Regions from separate parts of the Homo sapiens genome. Here region 2 is linked to region 1. A link is an interaction called in ENCODE POLR2A ChIA-PET data of the cell type or tissue named here. Cell type or tissue: PC-9. All regions are shown on one strand. Region 1 has its middle 29 kb from the start of LNCAROD. Region 2 overlaps DKK1 (dickkopf Wnt signaling pathway inhibitor 1).

The links. Peaks named below come from ENCODE experiments on the same cell type or tissue, not always from the same donor. Only the 100,000 strongest peaks of a DNase experiment are listed, where the experiment ranks them.
Region 2: POLR2A ChIA-PET joins it to region 1 with 7 read pairs; 12 of 35 experiments call an interaction of 5 or more read pairs at or near these places.

What each region holds. Positions count from the first base shown.
Region 1 is chr10:52,496,622-52,501,621 of GRCh38, reverse strand. No RefSeq gene overlaps it. Among named protein-coding and RNA genes, the nearest start is that of LNCAROD, 29 kb to the right of the region's middle. RefSeq lists an enhancer at 1,247-2,446. In PC-9, no CTCF peak of the experiment used is centred here; a DNase peak (open chromatin) is centred at 2,141; H3K4me3 peaks cover 1,487 bases; H3K27ac peaks cover 1,491 bases.
Region 2 is chr10:52,317,106-52,322,105 of GRCh38, reverse strand. DKK1 (dickkopf Wnt signaling pathway inhibitor 1) reads right to left here. Exons shown (of 4, transcript NM_012242.4): 4 at 4,449-5,000. Among named protein-coding and RNA genes, the nearest start is that of DKK1, 5.3 kb to the right of the region's middle. RefSeq lists an enhancer at 2,643-3,842. In PC-9, no CTCF peak of the experiment used is centred here; a DNase peak (open chromatin) is centred at 2,875; H3K4me3 peaks cover 1,871 bases; H3K27ac peaks cover 3,635 bases.

The DNA of each region.
Region 1 (5,000 bases):
ATTTTGTGTATCCATTCACCTGTCAACAGACATTTGGCTAGTAATATTGTGATATTGTAGATAAGGCTTCTATGAGCGCTCTGCACAAGTCTTTCTGTGGGTTTATGTTCCATGTTTACAATGCAGCTTTGCAGCAACCATAGTACATATATACTTGATTAGAAAGATGGCCTTAAGATGCTCCCCAGAGTATACTCCATAGAACATACAGCCTTCCATGTCTATGTTCTGTTAATAATTTTTTAATGATCATAAAGCCGTACGAGGTGATCTTGAACAAATATTTGAGAAATGGCGAAGAAAATTGGAAGAGAAAGTTCTGATATTCTAAACAAGAGAACAAATACATTGCAGAAACTATGAAAAAGTAAGAATAATGTTAATTCCCAGGAAAAATACTAGATCCAAGTGTAAAAGGTTGCAGAACATTATGTCAAGTTGAATCTCATTTTATGATTTATAAATCTTATTTTATACAAAGATTTAAAAACCTTTATTAATATTTATGCAATGAGATTCAATTTGACATTATGTATAAGATAATGTAAAAGATATATGTGTGTATTTTACATGCATAATATATGTACTTATAAATGCATAGAAAAACTTCTAGTCTACATAAAAACTCTGTAGTGTCTTCTCTACACAAACTGGGGAATCTAGAGGAATTACATTTGTGACCCATAAGAAAAAAAAACTTACTAAAATATAGCATGTGCTCATTAAAATTTCTGTCTAAAATAATCTGTTTCCTATCATACTAAGTAGGACAAGGCAATGTATCTTTAATTCATTCCAATTCAAAAAAAAATTCAACAAATGAAATGGTGTCTTGTCACACCCTGGTAGATGAAGTAAGAATTTGTGAGGGCTCTTCCTTGGACCACATCAATTGCAAACGAGATCTCTGCAAGTTTTTCACAAGGCTTTGCACTGGGAGAAAGCAGCACACTTAAAGACACAGATAAAGTCAGAGAATTATAAACAGTCAGATAAAGGTTCTGAAACTGTTCCGAAGATGAATAGTTGCAAAACTGAGAATGTTCTACATGAAGAGAAAAATATTTAGATGAGCCTTTTTAAAAGTATTTCAATGTAAGTTATACTACAAAGGCAAATACTTATTTTTGCGGTGGTGGTTCTTCCAGAGGGCAGAAACAGAAACAGTGGTTAAAATTTAGAATAAGGCTGATTTGGTTAGATATATTAAAAATTTATAACAAGTATAAATGTTCCAGCAATGAATTTTCTTGCTTCAAAAAGTATCATATTACTTACCTGACAATATCTTTTGAAATTCAAATTAGCATGCCTTTTGACAAAGAATTTTTACTTCAAGGACTTTATCTTCAAGCTATCGCACACATATTTTCAAATACATGTGTACCAACATGTTGGTTGCAGCATTGTTTATAAAAGCCATCTAGAAATCAGCAATCCAGAGAAGACCTACAGACCCTCTGAAGGAAGTGGACTACTCCTGAAGGACCCAGGAGACCCCCCAAAACTCTAAGTGCCCCAACTGCAGAAGTGGGAAAGGGAGACCCTCCTCTCCCAAACACACACCCCCACTGGAGACGCTGAAGGTCTGTTTGCAGGAGAAGTTTATGACCTTACCTGGAGCTGAGTCCATTTGGAGAGCCGAGTGAAATACAGGGGTACAGAAAGCAGCAGAAAGGCCCTGGGAGCTCGCGGGGTCCTGTAGCAGGCCATTCCTGCCTGGCAATACAGGGATCCAACGGGAGAGGAGCAGGGGGTAAAACTACACAGGGAGAAGCAAATCTCTAACTGAACTTCGTAACAATTTGAACAGGTGAGAAGCCTTCTGGCCAGCACTCGGGGGAGGATGTAAATCCGGTGTGCAGACTCCTTAGGCAGGGAAAGAACCAAGCCCTTTTCTTTCACAGCTGGGAGGCAGATAGCCTGGGGTATGTTTTCAAGCCTGTATCGCTCTCCAGCTGGAAATGGTCTGGGGGCTATTGATGGGGCACAATGGGAGTGAGACCGGCCCTTCAGATTGCGTGGGAACTGGGTGAGGCCTGTGACTGCCGACTTTCCTCAACTTTCCTGACAACCTGCATGACTCAGCAGAGGCAGCAATCATCCTCCTAGATACACAACTCCAATGACCTGGGAATCTCACCCCCATCCCTCCCAGCAGCCGCGGCAAGACCTGCCCAAGGAGAGGCTGAACTCAGACACACCTAGCCCCGCCCTCACCTGATAGTCCTTCCCTACCCACCCTGGTAGTGGAAGACAAAGGGCATATAATCTGGGAGTTCTAGGGCCCTGGCCACTGCCAGTTCCTCCCCATAATATCACAGCTGATACTCTCTGGAAAGTGCCACCTTCTGGCAGGAGGCCAACCAACACAAAAATAGAATATTAAACCACCAAAGCTAAGAACCCTCATGGAGTCCATTGCACACCCCCCACCATCTACACCAGAATGGGCACCGGTATCCATGGCTGAGAGACCCATAGAGGTTAACATCCCAGGACTCTGTGCAGACAACCCCAATATCACCCCAGAGCTGGGTAGACTCGCTGGGTAGCTAGACCCAGAAGAGAGACAACAATCACTGCAGTTCGGCTCACAGGAAGCCACATCCACAGGAAAAGAGGGAAAGTATTACATCAAGGGAACACTCTGAGGGACAAAAGATTCCAAACAACAGCCTTCAACCCTAGACCTTCCCTCTGACAGAGCCTACCCAAATGAGAAGGAACCAGAAACCAACCCTGGTAATATAACAAAACAAAGCTCTTCAACACGCCCCCGCAAAATCATACTAGTTCACCAGCAAAGAATCCACACTAAGAGGATATCCCTGATTTATCCAAAGATAAGACGAAGGACAGAATCTTAAGAGCTGTGAGGCAGAAGCACCAAGTAACCTGTAAAGGAACACCTATCAGATTAACGGCAGATTGCTCAGCAGAAACCCTACGATCTAGAAGGGATTGGGGCCCTATTTTCAGCCTCCTCAAACAAAACAATTATCAGCCAAGAATTTTGTATGCAGCAAAACTAAGCATCATATATCAAGGAAAGATACAACTGTTTTCAGACAAACAAATGCTGAGAGAATTTGCCCTTACCAAGCCACCACTGTAAGTACTGCTAAAAGGAGCTCTAAATCTTGAAACAAGTCCTGGAAACACATCAAAACAGAACCTCTTTAAAGCATAAATCACACAGGACCTATTAAACAAAAATACAAGTTAAAAAGCAAAAACAAAAAACAAAAACCCAAAGTACACGGGCAACAAAGAGCACGATGAATGCAACGGTACCTCACATTTCAATACTAACATTGAATGCAAATGGCCTAAATGCTCTGCTTAAGAGATACAGAACCTCAGAATGGATAAGAACTCACTAGCAAAAGATCCACACCAAGAAGCATGATAATAAGTCAATAAATGTGATACACCACAGAAAGAGAATTAAAAACAAAGATCACATGATCATCTCAATAGATTCAAAAATGTATTCAACAAAATCCAGCATCCTTTATGATTAAAACTCTCAACAAAATCGGCATACAAGGGACATATCTTAATGTAATAAAATCCATCTATGGCAAACCAACATCCAACATAATGCTGAATGGGGAAGGGTTGAAAGCATTCCCTCTAAGAACTGGAACAAGGTAAGGATGCCCACTCTCACCACTCCTCTTCAATGCAGTACTGGAAGTCCTAGCCAGAGCAATCAGACAAGGGAAAGAAATAAAGGACATCCAAATCAGTAAAGAGGAAGTCAAACTGTCACTGTTTGCTGATGATATAACCGTTTTCCTTGAAAACCCTAAGGACTCTTCCAGGAAGCTCCTAGAGCTGATAGAAGAATTCAGCAAAGTTTTGAGGTACAAAATTAATGTACACGAATCTGTAGCTCTTCTATACACCAACAGTGACCAAGCAGAGAATCAAATCAAGAACTCAACCCCTTTTACAATAGCTGCAAAAAGTAAAATAAAATAAAATAAAATAAAATAAAATAAAATAAAATACTTAGAAATATACCTTTGGATGCAGTCCAAAGACCTCTACAAGAAAAACTATGAAACACTGCTAAAAGAAATAATAGACAACGTAAACTAATGGAAACACATCCCATGCTCATGAATGGATAGAATTAATATTGTGAAAATGAACATACTGCCAAAAGAAATGTACAAATTCCATGCAATCCCCATCAAAATACCACCATCATTCTTCACAGAATTATAAAAAAAAATTCTAAAATTCATATAGAACCAATAAAAAGCCTGCATAGCCAAAGCAAGACTAAGCAAAAAGAGAAAATCTGGAGGCATCACACTACCTGATTTCAAACTATGCTATAAGGCCATAGTCACCAAAACAGCATGGTATTGGTATAAAAATAGGCACATAGACCAATGGAACAGAATAGAAAACCCAGAAATACACCCAAGTACTTACAGCCACCTGATCTTTGACAAGGCAAACAAAAACATAAAGTGGGAAAAGGACACTCTTTTCAACAAATGGTGATGGGATAATTGGCTAGCCACATGTAGGAGAATGAAACTGAATCCTCATTTCTCGCCTTATACAAAAATGAACTCAAGGTGGATTAAGGACTTAAACCTAATACCTGAAACTATAAAAATTCTAGAAGATAACATTGAAAAAACCCTTCTAGACATTGGCTTAGGCAAGGATTTCATGACCAAGAACACTTGCAAAAGCAAATGTAGTAAAAACAAAGATAAATATCTGGGACCTGACTAAACTAAAGAGCTTTTGCATGGCAAAAGGAACAGTCAGCAGAGTATATAGACAATCCACAGAGTGGGAGAAAATCTTCACAATCTATACATCTGACAAAAGACTAATATCCAGAATCTACAATGAACTCAAACAAATTAACGAGAAAAAAACAAATAATCTCATCAAAAATTGGGCTAAGGACATGAATAGACAATTCTCAGAAAGAAGATATACAAATGACCAACAAACATTTGAAA
Region 2 (5,000 bases), 180 kb after region 1:
TAGATATAATAATAATGAAAAGGTTTCCTTTTTTTTTTTTGAGACGGAGTCTGGCTCTGTCGCCCAGGCTGGAGTGCAGTGGCGCAATCTCAGCTCACTGCAAGCTCCGCCTCCCGGGTTCACGCCGTTCTCCTGCCTCAGCCTCCCGAGTAGCTGGGACTACAGGCGCCCGCCACTACGCCCGGTTAATTTTTTGTATTTTTAGTAGAGACGGGGTTTCACCATGTTAGCCAGGATGGTCTCGATCTCCTGACCTCGTGATCCGCCCGCCTCGGCCTCCCAAAGTGCTGGGATTACAGGCGTGAGCCACCGCGCCCGGCCGAAAAAGTTTCTAAAATGTGACATGGAAACATGAAATGATCACATGCTGTTGGAAAAAATGACACGAATAGACTTGCACAATGCGAAGCTGATACAAACCTTCAATTTATAAAAAAAAAATCAAGTGAAGCACAATATAACAAGATATGCCTCTATCATTTTCTGCTTTTAATTTGAACTTCGGAGTATCACAGATATGTGAAAAGTTTCCATACAGGATGCTTTTTAAAAGTATTTTTTTTGCTCATCAGGAGAAAGATTGTGAAATATTATAAAACGTAATATGAATTTATCAAGATAAGCCATGTTTGATGCCTTCTGCCAATTTTACTTTTTACTATAGAATTTGTTCAGCAGTTTTAAACAGCAGGGTGTTCGTTATCATTGCCCTTGCAAGGTAATTTTTCATATGCTAATATTTAGGGTCTATGTCACATTATTAGGATTTATAAATTTTTGGCAAAAAATCCACCGTGTTTGTGAAAGGTATTATTTACATTATTTGTAATGTATTATTTGTATTATTTACTTTAATTGAAATCTAATGGAACAACTATTGCTGGAAACAAAATAATATCCTTATTTTGTAATTTTTTGGTAAAAAATCACTGTAGTTTGTGACATCTGTAATTTTTTCAGACAAAATATGTCTCAAATATATCCTCTTCAATTGCGTTGCCACCTAACACAGTAACTGTTGCTGAAAATAAAAAATTGTAGTAGTCTATTTTTTCTGGGTAAGAAATTATATAACCAAAAATCAGAAAAATCCTCTTCCTAGCTACCCCCAAATCTAGCCACAGTGGGATATTACTTATTTTCTCAATATATTATGTATTTTTATTTTTATAACTCCATAATTTTGCTCACACTTCTTCCTCTGTCTCCAATAGGAAGGAAACTCTTTCTCTTCTTTTCTACCTTGTAAATGCCTTCTCATCCTTCAAAACTAATTTGTGATAGACCTGAGATGTGGGATTTGTCCCTACACATTCCTCTTGTAGAACTACTATAGTTCCTATTACAGGCAGAATGGATATAGACAGCTGTGTTTATATATTACGAACTGAGTAGCTATGCTAGACAATTGAACCAGAGATGGACCCCTGATTAAAGATAAGCTAATCAGAACCCTCACCCAAGATTTTGGAGTAGGAGTCTCTGAAAGGCTAAGCAATTTACTGAGCAGAACTGCACTGGATGATTACATATACTGGGGACAGAATTTTGCTTGTCAGCATGGCAAGTGATAGACATTGCAAATTACAATGGAACAGAAATCACAAGTGAGTCTGCAGAATGCTTTCCGTCCTGATTTTTATGAGCGGTATCAACCCATGTCTCCTTTTTGCTTTTTCTAGTTTAAGTGCTTTTTCTTCCTTGAAATAAAAGCGCAAGAGAAGGTGATGGTTCAAATACTACCTCTTCTCTGAAGCTTTTTCTGAGCAATTACAGGCTGATTTAATTAATTTTAATCTGTTGTCAGGTATTAATGTATGTAAGATAATACGACATAATATAATATATACATTTCATTGTCCAGTAGTAAAGACCTAAAATTGAGTGCCTACATTGAGCTAGACATAATAGTATTCTGATGCATGCGTTAGTCTCACATCTACATTACTGAGGGAGCCATGACTCAATCCCAAATCTATCCAATTCTAGAGACTGTTTCTAACCACTATACTAAATCAACTTCCAGCACTAATGTTCATCATCTCCCTTGCTAAAGACTAAGTTCTTTGAAGTTAAAGGCCAATATTATATGCATCTTTTCAAATGCTAGCATAGTGCCCACTGGATGTGGCAGACTAAATAAAGGTATATGGAATTAAAATTTCTTAGCATTACCTAGATTGTAGTCCTAGATTTTTGATGTGATTAACTATTTCTAAGCTGTCAACCCTTACACTCAATATATAAAGGACCACATACGTACACACACTTTTGTACAAACATTGAATGCTTAAATTACGAGATTATTTTCTTCTTCTTTAAGGTAAAGATAAGGTATTTCTTTTATATTTTAATATTGTCCTCAGAATAGTATTTTAGAAGGTATGAAAATTGCAATCATAGAACTCAGTGGAAGACACTTTATAAGCCTAATGGTAGTATTGTCTATTTTTCTCTAAGACCGTAAAAGAAAGTTGGTAGTATGATAAAGTTTGATAATGTCACCAATTTAAAAGTGAAGGGCCAGGCTCATTCTTATCAGTAGATTAGACAAAGTTTGAAATATTCAACTCTTCTAGCAAAACAAGAAAAGGGAGTGGTGAGAAAAGGCTTGTGATTTTATTTAATAATAATTTCAAAATCAAAGTAATTAGAACAAGTCTAGCTTTAACTGAATGCCAGAGATTACTGTTCACTGTGAAATTGTTAGGATAAGCCTGTATTTCCCTTTTTCTCCTTTGATACAGTTTAGCAAGAGCTTAATCATCACTTGGTCGGTGATAAGCAAGCATCTTGACATTTTGCTCATACCAGAATTTATGAGTAGCTACAGAAAGCATGCGTTTTGTACTTTGCTTCAAATATGAGTCATCCTATAACTATACTAGTACATGAACATAAAAATTCTATACTCATGACACATTATTTGTTAGATCAAAAAATCTGGAAACAACTTAAACGTCACTGGTTAAAACAATTATAGTATTGCCATTCTGACATACTACAAACTTAATGTAACCTTTAAAAAGAATGAGTCACCTCTCTATGTATTATATAAAATGATCTGCAAGACGCATAGAGTAAAAAAAGCAAGGTGCAGGACAGCGTGTAGAGTATACTAACATTCGATAAAATATCTTGTGAAATTTTCCCAGATGCATGTATTTTCCGTTAAAATACATTGTTTAAAAGTCACACAGCAACAACAACAGACATTTTAAACAATCATTACCCAAATTGTTCTAGATTCCTTAAATAATCCTCTTTTGAATTTGTATTTTATCTGATTTCCATCGTCTAGCCTCTATTACTAGCTAATAAAAACCTACAATTTTCTTGGTATTTTCCACCTTTATAAATATGAAGAATTCTTTTTAACAGAAATCCCTTCCTAATTTCTCAGCTGGATAGGAAGAAGAGGCATCCCTCTGGTTGGTTTTGTATTCTTCCACACATCTCTCATCTGGAGATGAGAAGCAAGAAAGGCTGTCACTAGGGTCAATGTACTGAGGTCCGTTCCTGTAGAAAGGAAGGGATCCAATAACCAAAGCCCTTTAAAAGTTTGCTTCTTTCCCCACTTAAGCAGAAGGCTCTTCTTTCTTCTTTTTGGAGAAAAAGTTTCCTGTTTCCTTTCCTTTATTGTGCTTTATTGGACATGGCAGGCCTTAGAATTGGCCTTTCTGGCACTTCAGAAAACAAGCGCATGTAGAAAAAGAAAGTTTCTCCTGGGTGAGGAAGCTGAGACTTCCAGACAAAAGGAATGTAACAGCAGACATCCTGCCAGTTCCTCTTTCAGTGAAGAACCAACCAAAGCTTGTGTCCCACTGGTTGAGACCCTTGAAATTGAACCACTTCCAGAAACACAAAAACAACAAACGGTCTAGTACATCTGCGTTATTTAAGGAAATATTTGCACGATTGATCAGTCACTACTATCCTTTGCAGGCCTGAAATGCAGCATTTTGTGGTTTGGGTGCAGACTTTAGAATACTACAGAAAAAGTATAAATTGGGAAGTTTGCTTTCCCTTTTCCTCAGTATAAACAATATGAAATCTGGCAAGTACAAATGCAAAGAAAATTTAGATTTTATTCCTGTGGGTTTTCTTTAAAATACTGTATCCGTATCCTCATTCCAATCAATAGATTTCAGGTTAAACAAAACTTGAAATATGAAACTCACCTAGCAAGAGAAAAAAAGAGTGGAATGAGGAAGGATTTGTGATTTTTAATTAATAATTATTTTAAAACCAAAATAATTAGAACAAGTCTGCTTTGCATGCAGTAGTACTCAAGATACTGCAAATTATTTTGTTTGGTACAAAATCTGCATGTATTTGTTAACTGTATTTATGGGCACACATCCTGTTCCTGCCAATCACCAAGTACTTTGGAGTATTATTTTTGTGGATGATTTTCTTCCTTGTCCGAAAAATATTGACCATTTAGGTAGGTATTATTAATTTATTGGAAACTATTTTTGAAAGTAGTAATGTAAGATTCACTCTCATTCTGCCATGATCATTTGAGTTTATCAATGCAGAACACGTCTTTCTTTAAAGTTATTCTAGAGCTGATCAATATTGTCTTATATTTAGACACTGTCTTTTCTCTGATCATCTTTAAACATATCACACTTCCGTTCTTGTAGAACACACACATACGTACACACACACAAACCTCTAAGATCACAATCCCAAAATGTATGTCTACTTATAACATTTCATGATATTAAATGTTAAATTTTATTTCAAAAACTATCACAGCCTAAAGGGAAATATAATTTAAGCATTAAGATAGTACATTTCAGAAAATAAGCTAGTATTTTCATGTTACATTTTAGGTACCTATCATTTGTCATTCCAAGAGATCCTTGCGTTCTAGACTCTAGAATTAAATGGGGTAAAGGGTTATGCTTTTAAGAACTATAAGCTGAAATGATTTACTTCAGTTCAATATAGAATATTTGTCAGTCAAGATAACAATCAATGTGTACAAAAAT